2 separate regions of the Homo sapiens genome follow, and region 2 is linked to region 1. Evidence: chromatin contacts called from ENCODE Hi-C or POLR2A ChIA-PET data. All regions are on one chromosome and are shown on one strand. Each heading gives the region's core, a stretch centred on a gene start or an enhancer-like site at or near the end of the contact. The rest is flanking DNA. Distances are from core to core; before and after follow the strand shown. Region 1 has its middle 39 kb from the start of PDK3. Region 2 holds the start of PDK3 (pyruvate dehydrogenase kinase 3).

Region 1 (5,835 bases), core at 726-3,225:
AGCCAGGATGGTCTTGATCTCCCGAACTCGTGATTCGCCCGCCTCGGCCTCCCAAAGTGCTGGGATTACAGGCGTGAGCCACTGCGCCCGGCTGGATGGTTTCTAACATGGGGCTATCAATCCCACTCCTATAAACAAGCTTGTGGGTAAATTTTTGACAGCATCTATGACCTTTTTTCAATGATCAATGTAGGGTTTATCTTCCTTTTTAACTTTTTACTAATGCAGAACATGTATAGATAAAAGTGCACATATCATAAGTGTACAGGTAGACACATTTTCACAAACTGAGCCCACCTGTGTAACCAGCACTCAGCTGAAGAAACAACATGACCAGAACTTCAGAAGAAGCCCCCTTTGTACACCCTGCCCACCGGGTCTTTTTTCTTTTTCAATTGAATATCATTGTATCAATTGCTATTGTTGGAATATCATTTCAACTGGTTATCAATTTAATACATCAAATTGGCAAACCCAACATACCACTTTGTAGCAGGGCCAGTAAGGACATCACAGAGTGCCACTGCATGTGCACTGGTGTCTATCTACTCTCTGTGCCTTGACCCTCCTACTTTCAGCTCTCTGGTATCTGGTAACCTTAACTCTCACCTGAGCGTCAACTCTACCTTTTGTGTAGCTTCAATAGCTGAGTGGGCAGCAGGCAGGTTGGGAAAGAGGCATGCTGGGAAGTTTCTTATCATTAATATAGCTTCCCTGGTCAGTCTGATTGGCCTGACCAGGCATGTGTTGCCCTTTCCCCAGCCCCACACACCTACCTGCCTAAGCAGTTGTGAGCAAGGGCCAGGTATTCTAAACTAATAGATTTCAAACTTGGCTATATGTTGGAATCGCTGGGGACCTTGAAATGTAATGATGCCTGGGGCCCACCCCCAGAGATTCTGATTTAATTGGACTGGAGTATGGCTTGGACATGGAGATTAAAAAAAAACAAAACACCCAAGTGATTCCAATCTGCAGCCAAGGCTGAGAACCACTGCTCTCAACTCTTTGGCATTTGTGGGTGTGCTGCTCTGTGTCAACATTAGCTGAGGATTAACTGCCACGTCTCATTGACTCCATAATATTTTTGTAACTTGCACCAACATTTTTTTTTGTTTCACTTTCTTTAGAGGGTTTGTGCAACACTGTTTTGACAACATCCCACTCTCTTCATAGATTGAACTGACAGTCTCTAAGATGGCTGTAGATATACTGGGTCCTTTAACCAGAACAGGAATTAAGATGTTTTAAAACAATAGTGAGTTACAAAAGTCACTCCTTAAGCATATTTGATGAGCTTTCTACCTCTACTACAGATGATGTGCTTTGATGAAATAGTGTGCTTGCTGAAAGAAATGATGGTTTCAGATGTGTAAATTGCACAAGAGAGGTTTACAAGGCCATCACGCCTGACCCATCTGAATTGTTTCCTGCAGAGGACACAAGCCTTTGGAAGGACACTTCATGGGCAGGGAGGACCTTCCTAAACAGGAGCCCAGACAGCATACTTGAAAGGTGATTAAAGAAAATTTCTTTTGTAAGTTACCTTCAAGAAGGAAAAGGAACTGCCTGGCTTATGAGGCCAAATAAATGGGCTAATCAGAAATCAGACACTTAAAGCACAAAAGGAAAAGAAAGGAGATTAAGCAAGGCAAGAAGAGATGAGTCTGGGGTAAATTGGCACTTCCGCAGTGTACGAGGAGTGTGGCTGACACCCAGTAGAGGGAATGACCAGCTAGGTCACCTGGTAAGGCTGTTGGTGAGTTTCAGTCGAGCCTCCAAGGTGCTGAGGCACATGAAACACGGGCAAGTGTCATCCGTGTTAGACAGACAGGGTAATAAACAACGAAGGCAAAGGCACAGATTTGGAAACACCTTCTGAGTCTCGCAAAGTTGTCAAACTATTTCCAATTTCACTCTACTAAGTGTTCACATGAGAATGCTGATGTGTGGGCTGGAGTTCCCAGCAACGTCATCTTTTCCTGAGGCATGCTCAGTGGATCCCGGCCAGGAGGTCTGCTCCACAGAGCTTGGAGCGGATGATACACTTCCCCACGTGATTGCAAAGCAGTGGTGGCTTCTGTCTTATATTTATACAACCAACAGGAATAACCTATTTTAGAGAAAACAGGCAAAGAAGGGAGCTGAGGGTAGTAATTTTGTAGCCTACTCTGTAATTTAGTCTGGTACTCTTTGCCGAAAGAGAAAATAGTTCCTCTGTTAACAGACAGTGGAGGATGAGAGAAGGAAGGATCAAACAATTTGGGCCCCGGTCCTAGAATTTCCAACGTGGTGGGAAGGGAGGGAAAATGTTGACTTCCCCCCTCCCATTTTAATATCATAGAAAACCAATGGTTATTCATGGAGATGACAGGCACACAGATTGAGATATAGATTAGATGGATGGAGAGAGAGAGAGAGTGAAGTGGAGAGGAGAGAGAGAGATAGAGAAAGAAAGAGAGAGAGATTGAGAGAGAGATGGTGGCAGGGTGAGCAGCGCAATAATAGGATGAGAGGAGACAAGACTATCCATCAAGAGCATAGACTCTGAAGCCAGACTGCTGCCTAGGATTGAGTTGCAGCCACCACTGACTAGCAGGTGACCTTGGGCAGGTTATGGAACCTCTCTATGTCCCAGTGTTCCCATCTATAAAATGAGTTAGTAAGAGTACATACTTTGTGGGGCCTGGCAAAGAGTAAGCTGGAAAAAGTTAGCTTTTATTTTATTCTTATTAGTATAACTTCCCAGGATATTACAAGAAAACAGATGAGAATTCTCTATCCCAGCCTGAGGTAGTCAGAGAGAATCACCCCTCAGGCCAGGGGAGGTGGTGGCCTGAAACGAGTCTTACCTGATGAATGGGAATTAGCAAGTGAGGAGGGAGATGACATTTACATTCTAGGCAGAGGAGAGGGGTTTGTGGGTGAGAAACAGAGTGCTTGTAAAGAAGTAAAGAAGGCTTTCAAGTGATTTGGCGGGAGAGAAAGGGAGAGAGAGAGAGATAATTTTTTGAATCCCAATTATTTCCATGTTTCAAAAATAAACACATATGGAAATCATGATGTTTTTTTCAGTCCACAGAAAATGAAATACAAGGAGATTCAAGAACATCTTGTCTCCCCAGGGATCTATAGACCACAGTTTGGAAATCACTGTTAGTGTGTGCTGTATCTTAGACCCAGGCCCTGCTTCCCTTCAACAGCACCATTTAGGAGAGTCACTGAAGGTTTTCAAACAGAGGAACCATGATGGAAATGACTCTTCCACATCTATTTCGATCTCTTTCCAGTGTGCCTTTATGTATAGTACAGAAATAGAAAAACTACATTTCCCAGACTCCCTTGCAGCTGTGTAATTTAAGTTACACCAATCAGATGTGGTCATGTTAGACAAATGTTAGAACTCATTTAAGTGGGGGAAAGAGGCATGGTAGGTGGTTTCTATTTTGCAGATACAGGTTGCAACAGGTCTGGGATGATTCTGAAGCCAAGGATTCCAGCAGTGGTTTCCTGATCCCCAGATTACACCTGAGGGCAGCCATCCTGGAGACATCTGCTGAGAGGGCAACTTCCTGATTTGCCCACACAACTCCTTCCCAAGGATGGTGGCTTGCCGGCAGCAAACCCAGTTAACACATGTCTGATGTCTGCAGTATTCTGGACCCAGATCCTGTTAACAGCACTATCCAGTTCAGGGGCCAGCCTCACTGTCTGCCTCATTTTCCACTGCCTGTGGCCCTCCATTAGAGTCCTGTAATCCCAGCTACTCAGGAGGCCGAGGCACTTGAGCCCGGAAGGCAGAGGTTTCAGTGAGCCGAGACCGTGCCACTGCACTTCAGCCTGGGTGACAGAGAGAGACTCCATCTCAGAGAAAAAAAAAAAGTGAACTGTAGCCCTGGACTTGAGGTGGGTGGCCTATGACAGGCCAGGGGTGGAAGGAGTTTCCTCTAGTCCTGGACAGAGTCCCCATGCGCAATGTGTGGGCTGTGCCCTGTACACAGGCACCTGGCAGAGGGAATGAGTGGGAGCTGAAATCCAGCCCATGTTCCCCTTGCCAAGCTGTGGGTCCCAGCACGGGGCTGCATGCTCCTGGAGGACGGGTTGCCTTTAAAAATCCACATTAAGGAGTCGTAGGTGCAGCCCTAGTTCCAGGTGATCAAACAGAGAGGAGAGGCCCCAGCGCTGCCCGTTCCAATGCCTTTTGATACCCAGAAGGGTGTGCTGTCCCCCACCCTCAAGCCACCAAAGGATGCAGATGTGTGCAGAGCTGTTGTCCCAGCCCTTTCACAGCTCTGCAGTTTGATCTTTTATTACAAAACCGCATGGAAGGGGCAAGGTGGCATTGGATTTGTTATTGCTTCCTCTGCTAAGTGTTTTAATGCCATGAACTGCATGTTACAAACTCTGCAATCATTCTTTGGACTTGGAAAATTGCTTAGGACAAAATAGTTCATCTCAAGAGAGGATGTGGGGAGAGGAGAGGAGGAGGAAAAGAGGAGGAGACAAAGTCCTCTTGGAACACAAACCACCAGTTTCCCTTCAAGAGTGACTAACTGCATTTGATCTTTGTTCCTTGCCCAGGGAACATGTTCAACAAGTATAAAACTAGATCATTTTTTGTTTATAGAAATGCTTTGAAGGCTCCAGGCCCTTCTGCTGTAATAGCAGCCTAGGCCATGTTTTCTACTGTCCTGAACCACATCCACTGAGAACAGATAACAGGTCAAACCAGAAGAAGCTGCTCGAGCACTGAGGCCTTCCTTCTGCTGTTAACCAGGCACAGCCTCCAGGAAGGGGGGCACAGAGAAGAAGCCTGTGTTGGCAACAGCCTGGGCACAGGCCTGTGCATATTGGGGCAAGAAAAATGAGCATGCATACAAGAGAGTATGGCAGATAGAAAGTTAGCTTTAAGGAATTTTGACCATAAATGTAAATCACCAAAACCACTTAAAGAAAAGTGTCAAAGCAAAGTAAAACACCATGCTGAAGTTTGTTTCTTCCATCTGTAGCAGATGCTTTGGTACCCCACTCATAATCCTCAGTATCTACCATTTTTATGCATATGGGCCCAACTTCTTTTTTTTTTGAGATGGAGTCTCACTCTGTCACCCAGTCTGGAGTGCAGTGGTGTGATCTTGGCTCACCGCAACCTCCACCTCCTGGGTTCAAGCAATTCTCCTGCCTCAGCCTCCCGAGTAGCTGGGATTACAGGCGCCTGACACCATGCCCAGCTAATTTTTGTGTTTTCAGTAGAGCTGGGGTTTCACCATGTTGGCCAGGCTGGTCTCAAACTCCTGACCTCAGGTGATCCCCCCGCCTTGGCCTCCCAAAGTGCTGGGATTACAGGCGTGAGCCACCGTGCCCAGCCATGGGTCCAACTTCTAACAGTCAGCAACTACTACTCTTTGCCCTAAGACTGTCTCTGAACACCAGAGCAACTCTCAAACAGTGCTCTTGCTTTTCAGGTGGGGTTCTACCTTGTCACCCAGAGTATCAGCAGGATTAAGTTCCAGTTGCCCACAATGGTAATTCACTTGATGACACACCATTAATGGCTTCTTCCTTCCCTTCTTTGTTTCACTTCCCCACTGCCGTACTGGTGTTTCCTGAAATTTCCTTCCAAGTAAACTACGGGTACTCCTTGACTTATGGAGGGGTTACATCCTGATAAACCTATTGCAAGTTGAAAATACTGTAAGTCGAAAGCACATTGAATACACCTAACCTCCCAAACATCATAACTTAGCCTAGTCTACCTTAAACATGCTCAGAACGCTTACATTAGCCCACAGTTGGGCAGAATCATCATGAAGCCTATTTTATAATAGTGTTGAA
Region 2 (6,441 bases), core at 1,315-3,814, 40 kb after region 1:
TTCTAACAAGTTCTCAGGTGATGCTGCTGCCGCAGGTCCAGGGATTTCACTTTTGAAAGCCACTGGGAGTGGGGTCTGCACTAGACCTTGGTGTGTACAAGGAGTTGAAAAAAGTTCATCAAGATCTATTTATCAACACACTGGTGTCACTTCTGGCCTCTGCAAGTTATCATGAAAGTATTAGGTAAAAATATATGCATTGCTGTACACAGGAGGTACAGTACCTTGTATTTATATTACATGTGGTTTATTTCATTTGACTGTCACAAATGCCAGGGAGATAAATCAGGTATCTTAATCTGACATAAAAATAAGCGTGACGCAGACAGGCTAGGTGACCTTAGCCTTGTCTAAGCACATTTTACATTATATAGGGCTCTTTCATATTGTTCCCAACTTCTAGGACTTTGTCACCTTTTGGAAAAGCAGAAATAAAATTAGGCACATGAAAGTTTAAATAATCAAATCAACAGAATGGATTTTAAGTAGCATTTTGTGCAGTGGAAAAGGAAGAAGTGAAACAAGCGATTTGCAAGCTCAGAAAGATCAGCGCTTTGTTGCTTAGGCTGAGAAAATCTCCCTCTCCACAAACATCCAGCTTCTTCCTGCTCACTGACAACTGCCACCAATTATCGCTCCACTTCCAGGTAGCACCTGAAAGTCACTTTAGGAACCACAGGCCACTGGTCTTCTCTTTGTCTGCCCATGCACACCAACTGGATTACTTAGCTCTTCTGGTAAAGCTCCTGGTTAAATAAGTTGTTAGTATGTCTTTTTTAATGCTTTGATTTAATTTGAATGGAAAAGACATGGTAGTCTACATACTTCTACCAAGATGAAGATGACCAAGATGTTCTTGAAAATCCAAAAGTCTAGAAGACCACTGGATGTCTTTTTTTTTGAGATGGAGTCTTGCTCTGTCGCCCAGGCTGGAGTGCAGTGGCACGATCTCGGCTCACTGCAAGCTCCGCCTCCCAGGTTCATGCCATTCTCCTGCCCCAGCCTCCTGAGTAGCTGGGGCTACAGGGGCCCGCCACCACGCCCGGCTAATTTTTCGTACTTTTAGTAGAGCTGGGGTTTCACCACGTTAGCCAGGATGGTCTCGGTTTCCTGACCTCGTGATCCGCCCGCCTCGGCCTCCCAAAGTGCTGGGATTACAGGCGTGAGCCACCGCACCTGGCCGAGGTCTTTTACTGTGTATGTTACTTTTCTTTACATTCAGAGTAGAGATGCAACTATTTTATTAAGCAAAGAATTGGCTGCATAAACGTCCACTGAAGGCACAAAAGCTAAATAGCTACCCACCAATAATCTCATTCAGTGAGAAAACTAGTCCAATCAGAGACCCAAGGAGTGGCTTCCAGTCACATTTGTACCTTTCCTTAAAGAACATTCTTCCTGTCCTTTTAGTTACATATGTTTATGTTTACATATTGCCAAAAAAAAAAAAAAAGCCAAGGTTTGGTGGAAATGGCTAAAGTAAGCTGTACTTTATTCACTCATAATAGGAAATAACAATTTCATATACTGAGCCCTGAGTTCAAGTTCACTTTTTTTTTTTTTTGAGAGGGGGGTCTGGGTATGTTGCCTAGGCAGATCTTGAACTTTTGGGCTCACGTGATCCTCCCACCTCCGCCTGCAGGGTCGTTGGGACTATAGGTGCATGTCACCATGCCAGGCTCTCAAGTTCACTTGAGATAAAGAATACCCAACACTGTGTAAGCATAGACTCCTGTCCAAAAGTGGTGGTGAAGCGTGAAGGGGGCTGTCCTATGGTGGTGGTGTAGAGAAGGGGTATGAAAGAAAGTGCCAGTGACCTTACATTTGATCCTTTCCAATGGTAGTAGTGGGGTGGGGGGGTATGAAACAGAGTCAGTGACCTTGCAATTATCCTGTCCACTGGCATTGGGGAGGTAGGGGGTGTTATTGACCCTTGACCTCACAATGGATCCCGTCCAACGGTGGTGGTGGGGGGACATGAAATGCAATCAGTCACTTAATCTTGTGCGGGAAGGAGGGGAAAGGAACCACGAAAAAGAGAATCAGCGAACTAACAATCCAGTCCAAAGGTGTTCCAAAGGTGTTCTCTTGGGAGTCAGGCAGGGAGGTGGGGGTGGGGCTGGGCCACGAAACAGAGTCAGTCTAGTTAGGCTGTAAAATCTAAGTGTCAGGATGCAGCGAACGGCAAGTCCTCCTCCCGGAAAAGGCGCCTGCGGTTGAGAAGGGTCTTGAGCAGCGCGGAGGATCGGATTCCGGGCTCCTGGCCTCTTCCCGGTCCGCGGGCACCTCGGCTACCTTTCGGCAGCGGAGAACCCAGCCAGAGGCGGAGCTGAAAGCGGCTGCACTTGCTGGGCTGGGCTGAGTCCCATGAGCCAGGGAGGGGGGTCTCTGGCGCCGCGCCCGGACAAAACACAAACGTCACAGAGGCAGCGGCGGCCAATCAGTGGAGGGCGCGCGCGGCCGCGTGCCCCTCGCGCTCCTCGCCTCCCCTCGCGCGCCGCGTACGTGCAGCAACCGACTCCGCCCAGCGAGGCGGAGCCTAGGGAAGCCGCGGGCGGCCCGCCGCTGTCCTGGAGCTGCTGCTGCTGCTGCGGCGGCTGCACCGGCGGCGCCGAGGCCGAGATCGAGGCCGGGGTGCGCGCTTCGCAAACGTGCCCTATCCGTGCGGCTTGGCTGCGCCAGCCCTTGCGGCCACCCGGGCGTCTAGGCGGGTCTGTGCGCCGCCCGGGCGAGGATGCGGCTGTTCCGGTGGCTGCTGAAGCAGCCGGTGCCCAAGCAGATCGAGCGCTACTCGCGCTTTTCGCCGTCGCCGCTCTCCATCAAACAATTCCTGGACTTCGGTGAGTACGGGGCCAAGGGTCCCCATGGGCCCGGGGCCGCCGCCATTCGGGCTGCCACCCCGGATCTCCGCAGCTTCGGGGTAAAGTCTGTGGGAACCGCAGGCGGGGCTAGGGAATATCCGGGGGGCTCTCCTGGGGCTCGGATTTCGGGGCGCGGAGGGGCAGGGCCTGGCCCCCTCGCACCCAGCCTGGGACTTACCCGGAGACACAGAAACGGCGTCTCATTGCAGGACCCTCATCGCAGGCGAGACTCCCCAAACCTGCGGTCGTTAGCTTCAAATCTGCTTGACACAAACCTCACAGCCCTTAAAACTTCAGAACGAGATGTGGGTGGCTTTTTAATGTTTTTATTTTTAGAATTTTTTTTTTTTGGTTGGGTAAGAACTGTTTAGAAATACCTTGAGGTTGAATAAATTATGCAATGGCATTTTGTTCCTTTTCTGCTCTAAGGTGTTGCTGTGTGGCTGGAGTGGCAGGACTCGAACTGTTGTCTTCATCAGGTTATGTTAAATCAGTTAGAGGCCTGGCCTGCAGACGCCTTAGATGCTTGGGAAGAGCGGACGTCTGGGATCCTAGCATCAGAGCAGGGTCTAATACAACTCTGGCTTTAGTGCCAGCACCTTTCGTTTCTCTTCTCCATTGGTGTCCCACCCACATTCTCCCTGTCCGGTGGGCTGGTGGGCGGCTTTCACGGATTGAGGTGGGACCAAAGAAGATTCGGGTTCCCAGCCTGCCTCAGGCCTAGCTGAGATGGGAATAGATTCCACCACCTTCTGTTAACTGAATCATGTTTCCCCAGAAAACGAAGGAGCTGGTTGTGAAACACCTAAAAGTAAAACGCATGCATTGAGGTATCAGAATGGAACTCAGCATCCCTGGAGGAAAATCAAATCCAGCAGCAAAGATGTTCTAAGCTCTCCAGGGGAAATCGTAGGGTGTCTGTTCATTTAATGAATTTTATGTAAATGTCAAGGGTGTCAGTGATAGTGTCAGTTGGGCATAAAAACTAAAGTGCAGAGTAGGTAGAACATTTGAGGAAGACCTGATATGCAAAAAGTGATGTCCATACTTTTTTTTTTTTAAAAGCTAGGATAGGAAGAGAGGAATAGGTTAAAGTTGAGACCAAATTAAAATTTTAGAAGCCAATTTGCCAGAGAATGATGATGAAAGTCAAAGTTCAATGACACGTTGATTTCTGCATCTTCAAACTTCACTCCCAAAAGCTATTGGTAGTTTTACTTACTATCTCGAGAATTGTAGAGGTTTGAGGCAGTTTCTGACTTTAGAGTTTAGAAAATGTTGCTATTGCTATAAATATAGGCAAGTTTTCCATCTTTATGGTTTAGGGAAGATTCTGAAGGTATCAGCCTTTCATTAGTGTAAACTGAAACAGGATAATTCACAATAAAAGGAACAAAAGGAATCCAGAAACTCCCAGTTCTTTCCACCCTCAAAGTTTAAGTGATAGCTCCAATAGCCAGCCAAAATTTTGGTTAGTTGATTTCCATAGCAGCTAGTGTCTACCCGTGTTAATAGGTATTTTGGTAAGGATGTTATGTGAGTAGGAAAACCACAGTGGAGGATAGTGTTATCATGGAAAACCTGTGAGGCCAGTATCTGGAAACAAATGTTCTAATTCTGGCTCTGCCACTAGCTCAGAATGTGGCCTTGACTAAGTGACCAAACCTCACTTGGGGTTCATTTTCCTCATTAATAAAATGAGTAGATTGTATCAGGCGATCTTTAAAAGCACAGCTCACCACTATACGATTGTGATTTCAAAGGAAGAGGCATGAACTTTCTAAAAGAAAACTACCAAATCTTTTGATAGATATTTCCTATAAAAGTCTTCTGACCTATTTTGGGAGGGGTGGAGGGATTCACTAAGGTCATGAGAGAAGCATAATAATTTAAGGTTTTCCTTATAAGGAAGCGCACAGAAGTGCTAGATATAGTTGTAGTGGAATTTGCTAGAAGTGACAAGGCTAGTTTGTAACACCCAGAGATGAATCAGGTGCTAATCAGCCTATCTTTAATGACAGGACAACTAAAAGACGGGAGTTGTTGCAAAAAGGCCATCTCTACTTCTACTTTTCTCTTAGTTCTGTCTCTTGATAGCAGTTCTATTTTGGCAATTGATGTGGGAGTTGGAGAATTCAGAATGGGTGTGGGATATTTTTAAGGTGAGGAGAGAGGAGGAGTGAAGAGGCTTCATGCCCCTGTATGATTAGAGAAAACTGCAGGAGAGGGCCAACTCAGGCACTTAAAGCACCAGGTAGTGGGCAGTGGATAAGTGAATGAAGCCAACGAGTTGAGGACCGTGATAAATTCCTGGTATATAGCTAGCTCCAAAGGGGCAGCTGATTGGCACCAATTCAGTATATTTCAAGAGAACTTTGGCATAAACAAAATAGATGGATGGATCAAGTTGGCCCACAGGCTGCTAGTTTATGAACTTGATGCCTTTCTCCATGGGTACTTTACAAATGGGACGTACATTTTGACTAGAGTAACTAGACAGGGACCAGAGAAAGGAGATACACAGGATATACACAATTTGTTACAACCTTGATAAATAGGCTTTCTTATGTGGATGTACTGCACATCAGTAAATAAGGAGATTATTTGCTATGTTCAAAAGTGGAGGCTAAAACTTGTTGTTACTTCAGAAGCTGTGCTTTTATTTTAAAGCAGGGGTTCCTGAGCCTCAGCACTCTTGCCATTTCAGGCCAGGTAATTTTGGTAGGAGCTGTCTTGTGCACTGTGGGAAGTTGAGCTACATCCCTGGCCTCTACCCACTAGATGCCATGAGCACCTCCCACTCCAAGTCGTGACAACCAAACATGTCTCCAGTCATTGCCAAATGTCCCCTGGGGGAGCAAAATGTCCCCTGGACTTCTGTTGAATCACTGTTTGGAAGTGTTTACTTGAGTGGTTTTCAGGCCAGGGCCTCATACTCTGAATTTTTGTTGTAAATGGTCTGGGGGTGCTGGGGGTGGAGAGCAGAGCACTGGTATTTTTAGGAGATCCCCCTGTCATTCTAAAGCATATCCAGGGTTAAGCACCATTAATCAGATGATCTTCTGTCTGATCTGCTGGCCCCCTTTCATCTATGTGCAGTATTTTTCTCTATGCTTTTTAAAATAATGAAAGTTTCTTGAACTCCATCTTGACTTGAAATATAGCCTGCCACACAGTTAGCAAATATAGCAAGAATAACAAGTGTTCTAAATGGATTTTTAATTTATTATGGCAATAGTACATTCCAAAGGGTGGCATTTTTTAAAATGAGATTTTTCTTTTGGGCCTAAGATTACAGTCACATGGTTCCAAATTCAGAGGGTTCAAAAGGACACAGAAAAGCCTGCTTCCCACTTGTGCCCACTGGCCTCCCCTTTTTTCGCATAAATGGCAGTTTATAGCTTTGTCTGTTCCTTGTTTTTTGAGCTTAATACCTTAGAGACAGATTTTTGTATATCTGTACCTGCAGAACTTTGTTTTTCTTTTTTATGGCTTCTGAGAATTTGGTTATATGAATGTACCAGAATTTATTAGCAACTTTCCCTATTGATGGCTACAATTAATAGGTTGTTTCTAGACT

The links. Hi-C counts contacts between places; a loop is a spot of excess contacts on that map. ChIA-PET counts read pairs that join two places held with the same protein, here RNA polymerase II (POLR2A). Pooled maps may share reads with other maps.
Region 2: a loop to region 1 is called in a map of ascending aorta, with 4 times the contacts of the local background. The contact joins the promoter of PDK3 here to the enhancer-like site in region 1. A Hi-C loop is called at or near these places in 8 of 168 maps with a recorded cell type or tissue (B cell, CD4-positive, alpha-beta T cell, HepG2 and 5 more) and 15 of 50 pooled maps. POLR2A ChIA-PET finds 5 or more read pairs at or near these places in 6 of 52 experiments (CD4-positive, alpha-beta T cell, RWPE1, WTC11 and 3 more).

The regions. Positions count from the first base shown.
Region 1 is chrX:24,423,141-24,428,975 of GRCh38, forward strand. No RefSeq gene overlaps it. Among named protein-coding and RNA genes, the nearest start is that of PDK3, 39 kb to the right of the region's middle. Within about 2 kb of position 1,976, at least 6 of the 41 ENCODE cell types and tissues checked have a DNase peak (open chromatin) inside an H3K27ac peak, as active enhancers do; they include ascending aorta, where a contact is called at or near this core.
Region 2 is chrX:24,462,722-24,469,162 of GRCh38, forward strand. It overlaps PDK3 (pyruvate dehydrogenase kinase 3), which reads left to right and starts at 2,565. Exons shown (of 11, transcript NM_005391.5): 1 at 2,565-2,840. The coding sequence starts at 2,735. RefSeq lists a silencer at 2,306-2,625.